3 separate regions of the Mus musculus genome follow, and regions 2 and 3 are each linked to region 1. A link is a loop called in an ENCODE intact Hi-C map of the cell type or tissue named here. Cell type or tissue: heart. All regions are shown on one strand. Each heading gives the region's core, and the rest is flanking DNA. Links, peaks and the distances in the headings are about the cores only. Region 1 holds the start of Mtch2 (mitochondrial carrier 2). Region 2 holds the start of Fnbp4 (formin binding protein 4). Region 3 holds the start of Ndufs3 (NADH:ubiquinone oxidoreductase core subunit S3).

Region 1 (5,378 bases), core at 62-5,061:
TTTCGTTCCAGCTTTGAGGGAAAAGATGGGGCCTAGGCTCAAACTGACTTGCAGAGCCCATCCTGAATCACAAACAGTAGCTCTGAACAATGTGCACAATTCATCACAACCCCCAAAGATGTGTGTTAGAACTTCTGGGTTGAGAATGACTCCTTTGGTCCTAGAATGTGACCCTGTAAGGTGGGAGGTAAAACAGAACTCCTTGAGGTGACATCCTATCTAAAAGTGAAGCCTATAAGTACAGGCATCAACATATCAACTTGTGAGACCCTGGATGCAGCCTGTGGCCAGACTACTATAAATCAATATATTTTCTTCCTCCTAACCAGTTTAGATGGTTGCACTGAGAGAGTCCTAATTAAGCCAATATATAATAAAATTCACAAACTTGCAGGGGGGCGTGTAACAGAGTGTTTTAGGAGAGAGAGGCTAAGACAATTTAGAAAGAACACAAAGAAGGAGCTCTGTGAGATGCATTGGCCTTTTCTAGTTAACAGGAGCACTCGGAGCAGTGCCAGCAGCATGGAAGGGAGGTGGATACACATGCACTGGAGTCACTATGCCAATAAATATATACTGAGTACCTGGCACTGTTAGACAATGAGAACGACTGCAACCCCCGGAAGATATCAGCACTAGTTGAATGCGGTGCTGAGCCAGGAAGATTTCTGTATTTTCAAGGTTGCTTGGTCTATCTAGCAAGTTTAGACCAGCCATAGCTACATAGGGAGACCATGTTACCAACAAACAAAAGGAAGGAAGGAAGGAAGGAAGGAAGGAAGGAAGGAAGGAAGGAAGGAAGGAAGGAAGGGAAGGAGGGAGGGAGGGAGAGAGGAAGGAAGGAAGGAAGGAAGGAAGGAAGGAAGGAAGGAAGGAAGGAAGGAAGGAAGGAAGGAAGGGAGGAAGAGGATAGAGGAGGAGGATAGAGGGAAAGAGGCAAAGAAAGAAGCACACAAGGCACTAGTCAATAAGAAAATGAGAAAAACCTTGCACTCTTGTACCTCAGTGTCTTGTAATGATGGATAAGGAAAAACAGTTTTAAAGTAATATAGCAAATTGAAAAGAGCCATAAAGAAGAAAGGGACTGCAGGGCCATGTCTAAAATTTATAAGAGTGACCCAGTGAGCTTCGAGGCCAGCCTGATCTACAAAGTGAGTTCCAGGATAGCCAGGGCTATACAGAGAAACCCTGCCCAACAACCACATGAAGGCTCACAAACATCTGTACAGCTACAGTGTATCTTTTTTTAAAACTGAGAAATGAAACGTGGACCTCTTCCAGGTAAGACTATCCCAGCCTGGGAGTGGTTTAGCTGGTAAGCCCCTCTCTTTTCTGGGCTCTGTTTTCTGCCTCTGGGAAGTTTTCACATTACTTACCATCCCCTCTTTTCTTTTCCCAAAGCTGGCCTATGCCAAGGTGCTGTTCTCTCTCCCTCCCTCCCCACCTTTGACTTTTCTTATCCTCCTAGCTTGAATATAAGTTACTAAGTAACCCATTCTAGGGTCACCACACTGAACTCTTATCAGGGATTGTCATTCATATCACATCTTTACAAATGGCCCGTTTGAACTGTGCTCTTCCTTTACTTATAATTCCGACTCCAGTTCTCTGTCCCATAACGTCATGGGTAGCTTTTGCCATGAACCATTAGGAATGTGGTGGGACATCCTCAGGTGCCCAACCCTTCAGCCCCGCGACATTCTGAGCCTCTCATTGCTCACAGGCAAATAGAATTTTTTTTCCTTCACCACCCATGCACAAATACCCTTCTTAATGGTCTTGCTGTTTCTAAGTCATGTTGAGAACTGTGTTTAATTAAGAGCAACATGTAATTTTTTTAGAATAAAAAGCTACCATTTACTATTGCATTTTTGTTGTGTATGCCAGGCTAGGTCCATATTGCTTTGAGATAATGTTTTGAAGTGGATATTATTATACTTATTTGCTTAAAAGTTTTGAAGAGTTGGGATGACCTATATAAGGTCACACTGTAACTGGCAGAGGTAGACTTTGGATGAGGCCCATTGGACTTCAAAGCCCGTGTGCCTGACCTACAAACTGCCTCCCAATATCAGCTAGTTCTGGGCTGAATAGAAGGCCATATTAGGACTAACTTCTGTATTTCAGCCAATTTCTCAAAAACTCCATATATACAGTTTCACTTAATGTTCATAAAAATACACTGAGTTAGTTGCATTGTCCTTATATTTAGATACAAACACTAAAAAATTTAAAAAGGAAAGTGACACATGGATCCAAAAGGAAAGCCAGATTCCAAACTCGGTTCCTTGTTCATTCTCAGCAGTACACACTAAGTGCTTGCACTAAGTGGTGTCTGCTACAGAACAAAGGGGCCAGAGCTGGAGCAATGCCTTTTCTTCATTTTGCCTCTAACAGCCTGGGTAGCCCGATTGGCACTGAGCTTTAATAAATCTTGAGCACTGGTACATGCCAGGCACTGGGGGAAAATAGTGTACAAAGGCCATCTCGGTTCCTGAACCCAGAGTTGACACTCTCAACTGTCAAAGACAATTTCCCAGTGACAGGTGTCACAAGGCAACGGGTAGGAAATACGGATAAAATGGATTTCGAGTAGTCAGAGAAGACATGAAAAAAAAATTTTTTTTTTTGGTCAGTATGTCACCATGTAACCCTGGTTTACCGGGTATCCAGTTTGTAAACCAGATTAGCCTTGAACTCACATATCCACATTCCTCTGCCTCCCAAGTGCTGGATTAAGGGTCTGTGCCGCCACATCTGACCCCGAGGGGGCACATTTTGTTGTAGTTGCTTTTTCTTTCCAGTACTGAGGACTGAAAGCAAGGATGTCGGGAAGTGCTCTACCACTGAGCTAATGGTAAACGCAAAATCAGGGACCTGCAGAATTCACTGTTAAGCCAGACAGGATCTGTTGTTCATTAGACATGACAACTCTAACGGAAAACAACCATCAAACTTTACGTCGTCAAAGCCTGAAAGAGGATAGGAGTATAACTCAGTTCTTCCAGTTGTTAGTCCGCTGACCTTGCCTTTGCCGTCAGGGTCACCCCACCACCACCCCATCATTACCATTCCCTCCCTACTCCTTCCGGACACTTCCGGCTTGCGCAGGCGCAAGAGAAATCGCCTTTCCTAGAGGCGCGAGGAGCCCACGCCCAGACGCATGCGCGTCCCTCCCACAAGCCCCGCCCCAGGCGGCCCCTCGCGAGCGCCTGCCGTTTCTTTGGGCGGGCCGGTGGGCGGAGCCTAAGCGGGCGGCGCGCCGCGGGCGGGCCAGTGAAGCCGGCGCCCCCGACACGTGATCTGGAACCGGCTGTGTCGCTTGGTGACTCCGTCTGTCCGTCCGTCCGCGGGTGCCATCATGGCGGACGCGGCCAGTCAGGTGCTCCTGGGCTCCGGTCTCACCATCCTGTCCCAGCCGCTCATGTACGTGAAAGTGCTCATCCAGGTATGAGTCGTCGCCCTTTCCTTCCCCGCCCGCGTCCTGTCAGGTCGCCACCGCCCTCTGCGCCTTTGGGTTGGCTCTGCGTCCCAGGCCTTCACCCTCTCGAGATGCTGCCCTTCTCTCCCCTCAGGAACAACTTCCACGGCCTCGCGCCCCTCTCGGAGACATCCCGAGGCTCGCCCCGGGCAGGCCGGCTCCCTTTCTGCAGCCAACTGCCACCCTTGCCTTCCCTGGCCGGTGACTCTTCTCAACTTTGTTTTTCCTTTCCCTGATCCTGGCCGGTTGCCACCGAGGGCTTCCCAACCCTTTTCTTGTCGCCCCTCTGATACTGGCGTTCACCTCACCTCGTTCACTCCTCCTCAGCGAAATATCTCAAACTCGAGACGTGAAATAACTCATCTATGGGCAAATTTAAAATTCTAGGAAAGCCAACATCTTATTGTTCTTACTCGGTTTTTCTATTTGCTGTTTCTACTTCTATTCCCGTTCAGAGATTTTAACACCAGATACCCGGATATACACAAGGAGCGCATTGAGAAGTGATAATGAAATCAGATTTCCTGAGGATCCATTGAGCGCTTTCACAGTAACCCATGTGGTTCATGACAATGAAAATCACGTTGGTTAGAGCTGGAAATCAGTTCTGTTTAAACACTTTAGCGAGTTTAAATGTAACATCAAACCCCGGATGTCTCTCTTGCCTCCCTTGCCAATCTGCTATAAAATATTTCTAAAGTGGTCATTTATATTCATGGGTAAGGAGGCCTACTTTTAGCTGGTGATAGTATTTTCAATTGCTCTTCTAACTTTCCCTGTGCTGATCAGGGCCATTTTTAAGCATTTATTGAGGATTGCCATACCTCATGCATTGTGTGTCCTGGAAGGAAGCAGGCTTTAGAATCCCTGTCCTCAATGTTTACCATTCTGAAAAGAGAAAAAAAAAAAAGCAAGACTCTAGAATGGACTTCATTTTTAAATTGTTCTTCATACAAATTGTTGCTAAGTTGACTAATATAAGTGTAGATGTTGAAGCGCAGAGTGAAATCTGTGTCTAGAACAGAATTGACAGTATTTCGCAGTACACGTATGAACTCACTACTCAATAGTTCTCAAAGAACAGTGATTTTAGTGACATTCAGTGTTTTTGCCTCAACAATCCAATATCCTAAATTCTGATTTCACAATACCTCGTGCGTTGCCAAGTATCTCAGGAGGTTGATGAAATTCCCAAATACTACTTTAAAGCTGCACTTTCAGTGAGTTCAGAGAGGGGGTTTTAACTCAGAAGGAAGAATTGCAACAGTAGAGCCCAAACTGCCCTGTATTTTTTTTTTTAATCTCAAGTATCCCTTTGGCACTATAATCACTGAATATATTGTACAAATAAAATGGCAATCATTAATTTTTATGGCTCTGTATATTGCTAATGAGTCTGTACATTTAACGTGGACCTAAGTTGTAATTATTTTTGTAAGTGAATTACCCAGCTGTATGCATTTGCCTTTGTTGTCTAGTTATCCATGTAGGTAGGCATTTGACGATGGCTCAGTGAATATTTTATTTTGTTCAAATATGAAAAATATTGTAAAAAATATGTCAGCTTTATCGGTAAACTAGGCTTTCCTGACACAATGGTTTGTTTCCTTGTTCTGTTTTCAGTTTAATAATCTAGTCACATGGTTTACTCTATAGACTCAACTCAAAGGGAAAGTTGGAGTTTATTGAACCCAGTCTTAATCTATCCAGCAGAACAAAAGGCTGATAAGGATGATACTTCATCAATGACTTAAAAAAACTAAACTGCATTTTTATTTGTAAAAATTATGGGGCTGAGGAGGTAGCTTGCTGGCACTGAGCATAAGGATGGACATTGGGTCCATTTCAGCATCAAACAAACACATTTGAGCCTGGTTTTCTTTTTACAAGACCTTGT
Region 2 (5,378 bases), core at 147-5,146, 100 kb before region 1:
TATTTACCCTGTAAGGTTATGAGAATCAGATACAAACCTGCATTTAAAGTTATTAGTCATTAATACATAGCAACACAGCAAATAACAAATATTAGATATTTTTAGTGTGCTTGGTTAGTGTGCAACCAACCTCTGTGTCTATAAAAAAAAATATTCTACCAGTTATTTCTTGCACTTAGAGAGGGAGCTGGGTGTCCATACCACTGTCAAGTACCAAGAGGGCTTGACAGTGAAGAGCAAGGATGCTCAGGAAGGTCTTGTCTGTACTGGGCCCTGGGGGAACGATTTTGTCATGTGATACAGTAGTTATTGCAACTAAAGGATGGACTTAAGATGAGAGGAATGGATGGGAAGTTGAATCAAAGGCCATCTTCAGAAAGGACAAAGGTCTAAGTATTGATGGAGGGGCCACGATTCTCTGTTCACATGACTCAAGTTACTTTTATTGACCTGAAAACATCTACTTATACAGATCAAAAATTTTGTAGGCTTCCTATTACACCTGCGGGAATACCATGATTCATGTAGATCTATGGTGAATGCCATAAGCCTCCCGGACTCAGTCTACTGAGTGTATTCTGTGCTACTACAAAATCTGTATCCATGCCCATTTAGCCCCTGCCATCCCAGGATCCATTTTTTTCTTTTTTAGCTTTCCAAGTAAGCTGCTGTATCTCTCCTGTGATGTCTGGCCTACAAAGAAGGAGCTCTTCAGTGATGCCGGGGTTTTGAAAATCTAGTGTATTTTGCAAAATTCTGATGACGGTATGGTTTCTCAACTCTCCCAGTGTACATAGGTTTTACTTATTTTTATTTTGTGTGTACATCTTTCAAATGCACATATGTATGTACACCATAAGCATAGTTGGTGCCAGAGGCCCGAACAGGGCTACAGATCTCCTGGCACAGGAGTTACAGTTGTGAATCACCATGTGGGTACTGGGAACTGAAGGTCCTCAGAGCAATCTCTCTAACCCCAGATATTTTTGTTTTGAGACTGGGTCTCACTATGTAGCCCTAACTCTAGTGGAACTCGGAGATCCACTTGCCTGGCCTATTATTCTTGCTCTTTTTTTTTTTTTTCTCCTCGAGACAGGGTTTCTCTGTATAGCCCTGGCTGTCCTGGAATTCACTTTGTAGACCAGGCTGTCCTGGAACTCAGAAATCCGCCTGCCTCTGCCTCCCAAGTGCTGGGAATAAAGGCATGTGCCACCACTGCCTGGCTTGTTGTTTGTTTTTTGAGACAGGGTTTCTTTTTTGTTTTTTGTTTTTTTGGTTTTTCGAGACAGGGTTTCTCTGTGTAGCCCTGACTGTCCTAGAACTCACTCTATAGACCAGGTTGGCCTCGAACTCAGAAATCCTCCTGCCTCTTATACTCCCTCTTTAACATCCATTCTCATACATCTTCCCCAGATTTCTCCTTGTATTATTATTATTTTATTAATTTATTGTTATTATTGTTATCTTTGAGACAAGATCTCACTTTGTAAGCTCTGGTAATATGCATACCTGGCTAGACTCACTTGAAATCTTCCTACCTCTGTCTCCACTGAAATTATAGACATGAACCATGACAACTACTTCCAGTGTTATTAGAACACTTCAGTAGCTCTCCAGGAGTACAGTGCACCATCTTTAGGCATTATTTCTCATCTTCTGGCCTGCTGTCATTAGTCTAGAAGCAATCAGGGATGGGTGGAAGGAGTGGGTCCTGGAGAAAATCAGCATTATCTTGCGTGGTAACTATCTCTGGGGAGAACATTAATGACTCAGGATGTCACCTGACTCTAGGAATGGGGAACAAGGAAGACTCAAAATGTAAAGAGCTCAGCCTCAAGGTGGAGGAGTTGGAGGTAGGGCAAAAAAGTAGTGTTTACAGAAGTAGGATGAGGTAAGGCTTCGGTATCCCATATGAACAGTTTGACTGTTTCCAAGGTCCAGTCATTTTCCCTACTAATCACGTCGTATTTCGTTTTAAAGAGCCTACTGGGGCTGGAGAAATGGCTCAGCGGTTAAGAGCACTGACTGCTCTTCCAAAGGTCCTGAGTTCAAATCCGAGCAACTACATGGTGGCTCACAACCATCTGTAATGAGATCTGATACCCTCTTGTGTATCACAGCTACAGTTTACTTACATTTAATAAATAAATAAACCTTTGGGTTGGGGCGAGCGGGGCTGGAGCAAGAAAGTGGGGAGAGAGCCTACCGTAAACCCATCACTTGGGAAGCAGAGGCAGGCGGATTTCTGAGTTCCAGGCCAGCCTGGTCTACAAAGTGAGTTCCAGGACAACCAGGGCTACACAGAGAAACCCTGTCTCGAAAATCAAAAACAAAACCAAAACAAAACAGAAAAAGCCTACCGATGTATAAACACCCAGCATCATCATTGTTTAATACTATACCCCAAAGAAGCTACAATAACCAAGAGAACTTGCAGAAGGGTGCAATGTATCTTTATCTTCCTCAAAGACAAACAGCAATAAGCAGCTGAAAATAGCTACAAGATGGCGGACAAAGCCCTAAAGAAAAGACTTGGCTAACAGCGCATGGTGCAACCCCAGTCTAAGGAAGTCGCACACACCGCGGGCCCTTCCGCACTATTGGCGCGAAGTCCTGTCTTTTCCCTTTGCTATTGGCTACCGAGTCCGTCTCAAGTCAAAACAGCCAATCGCCTTTTCCCTGAACAAAGCCCACCCACCATGGATGGAGCGGAACGTGCGTAAAAGCACCGGGGCGCAGGCCGCATGCGCAAGTGCACCGCGCCGGTTAAAAGCGGATCTCCTCGGGAGGCGGTGCCACGGTTCATGAATATTGATTACGCACCGGGGCGCTGTGCGCCCGCCCCACTAATCTGCCGTCGTTCGCTGCTCGCGCTCCGGCTCATGATGGGGAAGAAGTCCCGGGCGGTACCCGGCCGCAGGCCTATCCTGCAGCTCTCTCCACCGGGTCCTCGGAGCAGCACCCCGGGCCGGGATCCCGACCCCGATCCGGATCCCGAGGCAGATTCGACTGCGGCGGCGACAAGCCAGTCAGCGCCGGCAGCAGCGACGGCGGCGGCCGCGACGTCGCCCGCGGTGCCTGCCTCCGCTGCCCCAGAGGACTCGCCTTCAGAAGGTAAGGGCGCGCGAGAGGAGCCCTGCTTTTATTTGGGACGTCTGAAACTCGAGCACGGGGCTTGCGGCCTAGGTTCCCGGGTGTCTCTTCGGACCCGGTGAAGAAGAGAAACCCTGGCGGGCGAGGTACACCTCGGCTGCCAGCGATCTGGGGCCCGCGGGACGGCGGTCGGGGACTCTGGGAGGCGGAAGGCCGGGCCCGGACTCATCTGAGGCGCCTTTGCGGTGCAGGGGTTTCTCCCCGGAACCTGTGCCGTCCACCGAGGCTTGGGACCCCAAATGTCTCCTAGATGACTCCCTTCGATCTTAATAACGCAGAAGGTGGAGGGCAATTTCCACGTGCGAGCCTTGAGGCGGTTGAACCTGGCCTTCTCTACTTGTCACGCTTGGTTTCGTTTTTGTTGAAATGGAGACACCACTCTTTAGAAGTGAACAAACCCATATTTTTTTCTTATGCTAGACAAAGCATCGGTAACCCCAGACTTAAGGGAAAGTGACAAAACCTGTGTGTGGGCTTTTCTGGAATTGTGTTTGGGTTTAGGGTAACAATTGCATGGAGTAGATGCCGGAGAAGCTATACTGTATCAAACATTAAGAATCAGATTAATAGGATGTACATAACGTGTGGAAACGTGCAGAAGTATTTATGCATGTTAATTGTTAAGTATTGCAGGTGCCATTTTCATAGTGTTCACGTTCTTACTGTCGCTACCACTAAATGAATGGAAGGGTAGATCAGCTTGTTTTTTGTCTTCTTAGTTTGCATCAGTGATACACGCTGGTTTTATAAGTTGATTCAGGCTGAAGGTCAAGCTTTGGACCCTGGCCCACTGACTGACTGCAGCTTCCTTTTGTGCATTCCAAATACAGATGAACAAGAAGTGGTGGTGGAGGTCCCCAACGTTGTTCAGAACCCTCCAACACCAGTCATGACCACCAGACCGACAGCCGTCAAGGCAACAGGTAGAGATTTTTGTTGTTGTTTTTGCCTTTCCCTTAAAATATCTTTTATTAAGTTGAAAGATAAAAGTGTGCAGCTGGGTTGTTGGATGGTTAAATGTTGCTAATTTATTATTTCTCATAAAAAGTCGTTGAAGCTTTTCTAGGATTGGGGTTGCATATCAGTGGTGAGATGCAAAACTCTGGGTTCCACTCTTGGCTTACAAAAATGGATTAACAAAAAATAAATAAATCTTTCCTGAGGGCTTGCTGTGTATAAACTTTTAAGTAACATGAAAGTTTATTTATGGCTGCAGACACACATTCGTGCTTCTAAGGCTGGGCCACATAACTTGTTTATCTATTTTTTGAGAGTGTCTCAAGTGAACCCAAACTTTTTTTGGGGGGGGGGGGCAGTTCGAGACAGGGTTTCTGTGTATATCCCTGACTGTCCTGGAACTTTGTAGACCAGGCCGGCCTTGAACTCAGAAATTCGCTTGCCTCTGCCTCCCAAGTGCTGGGATTAAAGGCGTGGGCCACCACGCCCGGTGTGAACCCGAACTTTTAACTGTTCAGGTAGATGGACTGCACAGACACCTCTTCTCCTCCAGTCCACTTGTCTTGACCACTCCACTTCACCCCCAGCGCTGGTTACAGATGAGTGTGCTTCATACTCTGCCAAAACATGGCTATGAGGGCTCCGAATGCAAGTCCTTAAGCATTTTACAAAGGGAGTCATCTCCCTGCCGGCTTTTTGGTCCTTTTGTGTTTTGTTTGTTTGTTTGTTTGTTTGTTTGTTGTTTTTTCAAAAGGAGCTCTGGCAAAGTTTTATTAAAGGAAAACTTTCTTGTTTACTTCTCACCAGTCTGTTCTGGCATGCTTCTAATAATATCAGAATCACCTGGGTCAATGATAGCCAGTGTGCATACTCTGTAGTATTTTCCCCGCGCTATGCCCAGTTCAATATTATTGCCACTGTAGTGATGGACCCCAGTTTTAGCCAACATGGCATAGTACTCTATTTCAGATTTCCTCAAAGCTGGACAGTTGTTGGCAAGGATAACCAACTTGGCTTTGCCTTGTTTGATCATCTTCAGAGTCTGTCTGTAGCCCAGCACATACTTCCCACTTTTCATAACAAGTTGGAGCCTAGAGTTGATCGACTCCAGAGACTTTTTCATCTTCTTTGCAGCCACCATCTTCCTGCCTTACGTGCGGGACAACCCCCAACCAACACCAGCCGCCAAGATGGCGGGGGGGGGGGGGGGGCGGGAGGGCGAGAAAGGCTGTTTGTTTGTTTTTGAGATTTATTTATTTATGCATACA
Region 3 (5,378 bases), core at 221-5,220, 58 kb after region 1:
GAGCACTTGACTAGCAAGTGTAGGGCTCCAGGTCCAAGGCCCAGTGCACACACATATGTATAATGTTATTCTTTTGTTTGTTTGATTTTTGAGACCAGGTCTAGCTGTCCTAGAACTTGCTATGTACAATAAGCTGGCTTCAAACTCAGAGGGAGCTGCCTGCCTCTGTCTCCCAAGTGCTGTGTGCATGTGCCACTACACCCAGCACAAATTTACTTTCAGAAAAACCAAGCAGAGCAAAACATTGTAACATGGACCTACAGTTCTAACTCATTCTGCAAGCTAAGTAGTTCCAGGCCAACACAGTGAGATCCTGTCTCAAAACAAGAAAAAAAAAAAAAAAAAAAAAGAAGGAAAAAGGAAAGAAGGAAGCCAACAAACAAAACTGGGCAAAAATCCTGTTATGCTCTGTGTGACCTGAACCGAAGCTGCAACTACGAAGGCTCTGGTTTCCATAGTAGCTGTCACTCAGGAAGTCTTCTATGCCCTTTCTCACCTTTAGTCCTAAAATGCCACCAATCTTTTTATAAGCTAGCATCTCATCTCATATTGCCAGTTTTCCTTGAATGCTCTGTGTGACTGTAGATGACCTTGAACTTGTGGCCCCCCTGCCGTCACTTCCACAGAGCTAGACTCGGGTGTACCAAGGATTAGAAGTGTACCAGTCCACCTAGCTTTATGCAGTGCTGGGGATCAACCTAGAGCATTGTGAGTGGAGGGCAAGTACTCTACCAAATCTCACAGTTAACTGACCTCAAAACGGTTCTGCCGAGTTGGGACATCCACTGCCGTCAAGTCAGCCAAGGATTTGAATTGTGCATTGGTGTGATCCCTGAGAAAAGTCAGCGTTGGGATGACTCCATCGGGATGGATACAGATTTCTAACTCATCAAGGCAGGACACCTGCAGACACGGAAAGGTGGTGTGGAGAGAAGACATAGCTACTAAGGGCGTAGCACACTGCAGGGATCACTTGGCTTAAGTCAGTGGTTTGTAGCCTTTCTAATGCGGTGACCCTGTAATACACACTTCCTCAGGTGGTGGTGACCCCCAGCCACATTATTTTTATTGCTACTTCATGATTATAATTTTGCCAGTTATGAATCATAACCTAAACATATGTGTTTTCTGATGGTCATAAGCAACCCCAGAAGGGTCACGACCCACAGGTTGAGAACTACTGACTTAAGGTGCCATGGTGAATTCCTGGCCCAGACCCAAGGACAACGAATATTACCTGAACTTGTTGGACATACTTGGGTAAGATTTCAGCCACATACTCTCCAAATGCTGAGAGCTGCTTGTGGGTCACATCACTCCGGGGTCTGACAGTGGCTGGAAAGGAAAAAGCATGAAGGGAGAAGGTAGCAAACACACACACACACAAACAAACTAACTAACCTCTCAGGTCTTTCTGAAGAATTTTCATTAAAAAAGAAAAAGTTTACTTTTACTATTTATTTTGGTGTTTTGCCTGCATATATGTCTATGCACACATGAATGCCTGATGCTCACAGAAGCCAAAAGAATGTTAGATTCCCTGAGACTGGAGTTACAGATGGTTCTGAACTGACATGTCCATGTTGGGAATTGTATCTGGGATGAATAGCCAGTGCTCTTAAACACTGGGCCACCTCTCCAAGCCCTCCCTGAAGGATCTTAAGAGGCATAGGTGTAAAGTACCTTCCAGGAATTAGGAAGTGTTTAAAACTCAGGGAGAAGGGAGTGGAGAGATGGCTCAGTGGTTAAGAGCACTAACTGCTCTTCCAGAGGTCCTGAGTTCGATTCCTAGCAACCACATGGGACCCGATTCTCTACTCTGCTGTGTCTGAAGACAGCTGCAGTATATTCACATACATAAAAAAATAAAAATATCTTTAAAAAAAAAGAAAAAGAAAAAACTCAGAGTGCAACACCATTTCTCTTTCTCGGTCCATACACTCTTGTTACTGTGTTGGGCAATCTTTGCTTCTTTTCTCCACTGTTCCACAGCTGTTCCTCACTTCCTGTACTCATGGTAACAATGCAACAGTGGCAGCTCCTCTCTCAGACTCAGAGCTCTTTAAGGATGGAAACCAGACTTCTGTTTCTCTTTCCCTTCTTGGTACTTGTTTATACCAAGTTCTTAATCAGAGAACTTCAGGGCTGAAGGACCCTGAAAGATTACCTCATTGCCCATACTCTATCCCCTGTCACTTTGTGTAATAGATGTCCTGGAATGAAAAGAAGCTTTCTATTTCCCAGTGTGATTCTGTTGACTGAACATAAAATCACCACAGGGTCATTCAAGTACTTGAGCACCCACACATCACAGAATCAAGGATTAAGTATTTTCTGCACTTGGAAACAGACCTGCTTTGTCGTTCACTGGAACTGTGACTGAATAATTTAATTATCTGGACCGCTTCATGATCTACATCTATATGGACAGTAAAACGTTATGCGTCTCATCAGGCTCTTATGAAGTCCAAGGTGCCTAGTAAATACTAAATTGATGTGAGCTACAATTATTTTGGACTTTGAGTCTCAAAAGTTTTTGTTACCTGCGCTCAAAGACAATTTCATCGGAGGACAAAAAAAAAAATCAAATCCTGATAACGAGCAAAAGGCGATCAAGATCAGAAGGGAACAAATATCTAGGGCACAGGAAGTGCTCGATTCTAACAGCAAAGTGGAGACCATAGCAATCTCCAAGGACAAGCAGAGATTTGCCAGGAGGGAAGGACATTCCAAGGCAAGGACAAACATCTGACAGAAACAACGAAAGGCCCCAGCTAACGTTGGGGGAAAAAGCGCCATCCGCACATACTCACGGCGCTTGTCAGCCGCCGCGCTCTCCCTTCTTACGTGCTGCCACAGCACGGAGGGTCGCCCAGCCCCTGCACAGGGAGAGAAAAGGCACAAAGGCGCGGGTGAGACTCGGGGAGGTCTCCGTGCTGCCCGTGGTCTCAACCTGCTGCTGTTCCTTGCTCACCCCTGCCTACGGAAGCGGCCCCCAAGAGCCCACGACACCAGACCCTGGCTGCAGCCGCCGCCATGTTCCTTAGTGTGCCGACTAAGTAGCCGGAGAACACACGCAGGCCACGGAGCCCCAAGGGCACGGACCGGAAGTGGAAATGTGCAGTGACTCTTCTTCCGGGCGGACGCGGGGCGGGAAGCAGAGGTTCCGGATCTGAGCCCTGGCATGAAAGGAGGTATCGCAGGTAAGAAAGACCCGCAGGTGGGGAAACCGTGAGGTGTACGTAGCCCTATCTCGGTACAGCGGAGGCCGAAGAGAAGAAGACGCAACGAACCGCACCGGTGAGAGAAAGGGAAAGGGTGGGCGTTCTGGGTTCTAAGTTCTACACCGCGCCGGCTCTTGAGCTAAGCTTTTTTAATGGGGGGCGGGGTGGGGGGGGGAGACGATGGACGGTTTCCTTGGAGACCGTTTCCTAGGCGACTCCAGGTGGCACGGTCAGATTGCACAGGGTTATGGACTTCCTTGTGCCCCCGGCCGGGGACGGCTGGGCTCTCAAGGGCTTCTTTAAGAACTCACTGGAGCGAGAGGTAAGTAAGAAACAGCAGCTTAGAAAAGAGTAAAAGTGGAAGTCCAGGCCCAAGCCTCAGTATTGGGGGGTCTGCACTCTTATGTCCAGGCAAAGAGGGAATGTAACAACAATACCTGGATGTCTTAGTTTGGCCTAATTATGCTTCTCCAGAGTCTCATTAGTTGTATATCCAAATTATTTGGTTTTAAGATCATAGGCTTCCTCCTTCGTCTTTTTCATGAGCTAACCTAAGTCCCAAGTCTTTTGTTACATCACGATCAGGAATATCCAATTTTACCTCAAGGAAAAACAACAGAGTTGGAACTTTTAATTGAATTCATTGGAGGAGAGGCCCCACTGCAGGAAAACTGGAGGAATGGCATAGGCCACATTGGCAAGACCAGGAATAAGGCCATTCTGGACCCACTTTGCTCCAGTGTCTCCCTTCTCCCTGTCTTGACTTGGACAGTTGGATTCATGGACTGTGTCTGTGAATTACCCAAATACTTAGGGTGATATTGCTTTGCAGATAGTTGGCAAAGAGAGAAGTTGGCTACCATGGAGTCACCAGAGGAGCCTGGAGCATCCATGGATGAAAACTACTTTGTGAACTATACTTTCAAAGACCGGTCTCACTCAGGCCGAGTGGCTCAGGGCATCATGAAACTGTGTTTAGAGGAGGAGCTCTTTGCTGATGTCACCATTTCAGTGGAAGGCCGAGAGTTTCAGCTGCACCGGCTGGTCCTGTCAGCTCAGAGCTGCTTCTTCCGATCCATGTTCACATCCAACCTGAAGGAGGCTCACAACCGGGTGATTGTGCTGCAGGATGTCAGCGAGTCTGTTTTCCAGCTCCTAGTTGACTATATATACCATGGGACTGTGAAACTTCGAGCTGATGAGCTGCAGGAAATTTACGAGGTGTCAGACATGTATCAGCTGACATCTCTCTTTGAGGAGTGTTCTCGGTTTCTGGCACGCACGGTACAGGTGGGCAACTGCCTGCAGGTGATGTGGCTTGCAGATAGACACAGTGACCCCGAGCTCTACACTGCTGCCAAGCACTGTGCCAAGACCCACCTGGCCCAGCTGCAGAGCACAGAGGAGTTCCTCCACTTGCCCCACCATCTACTCACTGATATCATCTCAGGTAAGCTCACGAAAGGGCTTACCACACCTAACTGGGCAAGAGTCATGTTCAGCAGATGGTCTGGCTCAGGAGAACCCCAACTTTATGTGACTAACTGTTGTTAGTTTATATTATAATTCCCTTTCTGGTAGATTTTAGATTGAGGTTGATGTTCGGTGTTGAGAGTCAGCATAGCTACTGTCAGACAGTACAGTACAGTAACTAAAGAATAAAAAGCTGCATCACTTTTCCACAAAAGGAAATAAGAAGTGCCTGATGTTTTCATCTGCCCTGTATCTTGATGGTATGCAGGACTTAAATGAATTGATGAAGATGAATCAGTATATCTAAAATAGCTAGGGATGGTGGCCCATGCCTTCAATCCCAGCATGTGGGAGACAGAGGCAGAAGCAAGCAGATCTCTTGTGAGTTCTAGGACAGCCAGGTCTACAGAATGAGTTCTAGGACAGCCAGAGATACACAGAAAACCCTGTCTCAAAAAAAAAAAAAAAAAAAAAACCCAAACCAAACCAAAAAAAAAAATCTAAAATAGGAAACATTTGGGTAATAGCCATAGGTAACCAGTGAAGTGGAACTATACTTTAGATGTGTACTCTATAGCCTGAAAGGTGACTACGATGGCATATTGTGCAATCCACTCTGCTTTTAAAAAGCAAGGCAGGGCTAGTAGTATGACTCAGTGATGTAGTGTTTCTATGGTGTAT

Evidence for each region. A loop is a pair of places that touch in the nucleus more often than their neighbours do. Peaks named below come from ENCODE experiments on the same cell type or tissue, not always from the same donor. Only the 100,000 strongest peaks of a DNase experiment are listed, where the experiment ranks them.
Region 2: a loop joins it to region 1, with 3 times the contacts of the local background. A loop is called at or near these places in 2 of 42 quality-filtered maps.
Region 3: it touches region 1 in a loop (2.0-fold over the local background); 2 of 42 quality-filtered maps call a loop at or near these places.

What each region holds. Positions count from the first base shown.
Region 1 is chr2:90,843,938-90,849,315 of GRCm38, forward strand. Mtch2 (mitochondrial carrier 2) reads left to right here and starts at 3,218. Exons shown (of 13, transcript NM_019758.3): 1 at 3,218-3,448. The coding sequence starts at 3,362. In heart, for the core only: a CTCF peak has its summit at 2,772; a DNase peak (open chromatin) is centred at 3,144; H3K4me3 peaks cover 2,401 bases; H3K27ac peaks cover 2,065 bases.
Region 2 is chr2:90,742,713-90,748,090 of GRCm38, forward strand. It overlaps Fnbp4 (formin binding protein 4), which reads left to right and starts at 2,846. Exons shown (of 17, transcript NM_018828.3): 1 at 2,846-3,114; 2 at 3,984-4,076. The coding sequence starts at 2,886. It also overlaps the pseudogene Rpl30-ps3. In heart, for the core only: CTCF peaks have their summits at 2,852 and 3,056; a DNase peak (open chromatin) is centred at 2,679; H3K4me3 peaks cover 2,961 bases; H3K27ac peaks cover 2,637 bases.
Region 3 is chr2:90,901,610-90,906,987 of GRCm38, forward strand. It overlaps Ndufs3 (NADH:ubiquinone oxidoreductase core subunit S3), which reads right to left and starts at 3,112. Exons shown (of 7, transcript NM_026688.3): 1 at 2,975-3,112; 2 at 2,814-2,879; 3 at 1,238-1,335; 4 at 754-903. The coding sequence starts at 3,038. Kbtbd4 (kelch repeat and BTB (POZ) domain containing 4) reads left to right here and starts at 3,131. Exons shown (of 4, transcript NM_025991.4): 1 at 3,131-3,300; 2 at 4,057-4,674. The coding sequence starts at 4,086. In heart, for the core only: no CTCF peak of the experiment used is centred there; a DNase peak (open chromatin) is centred at 3,132; H3K4me3 peaks cover 3,151 bases; H3K27ac peaks cover 2,429 bases.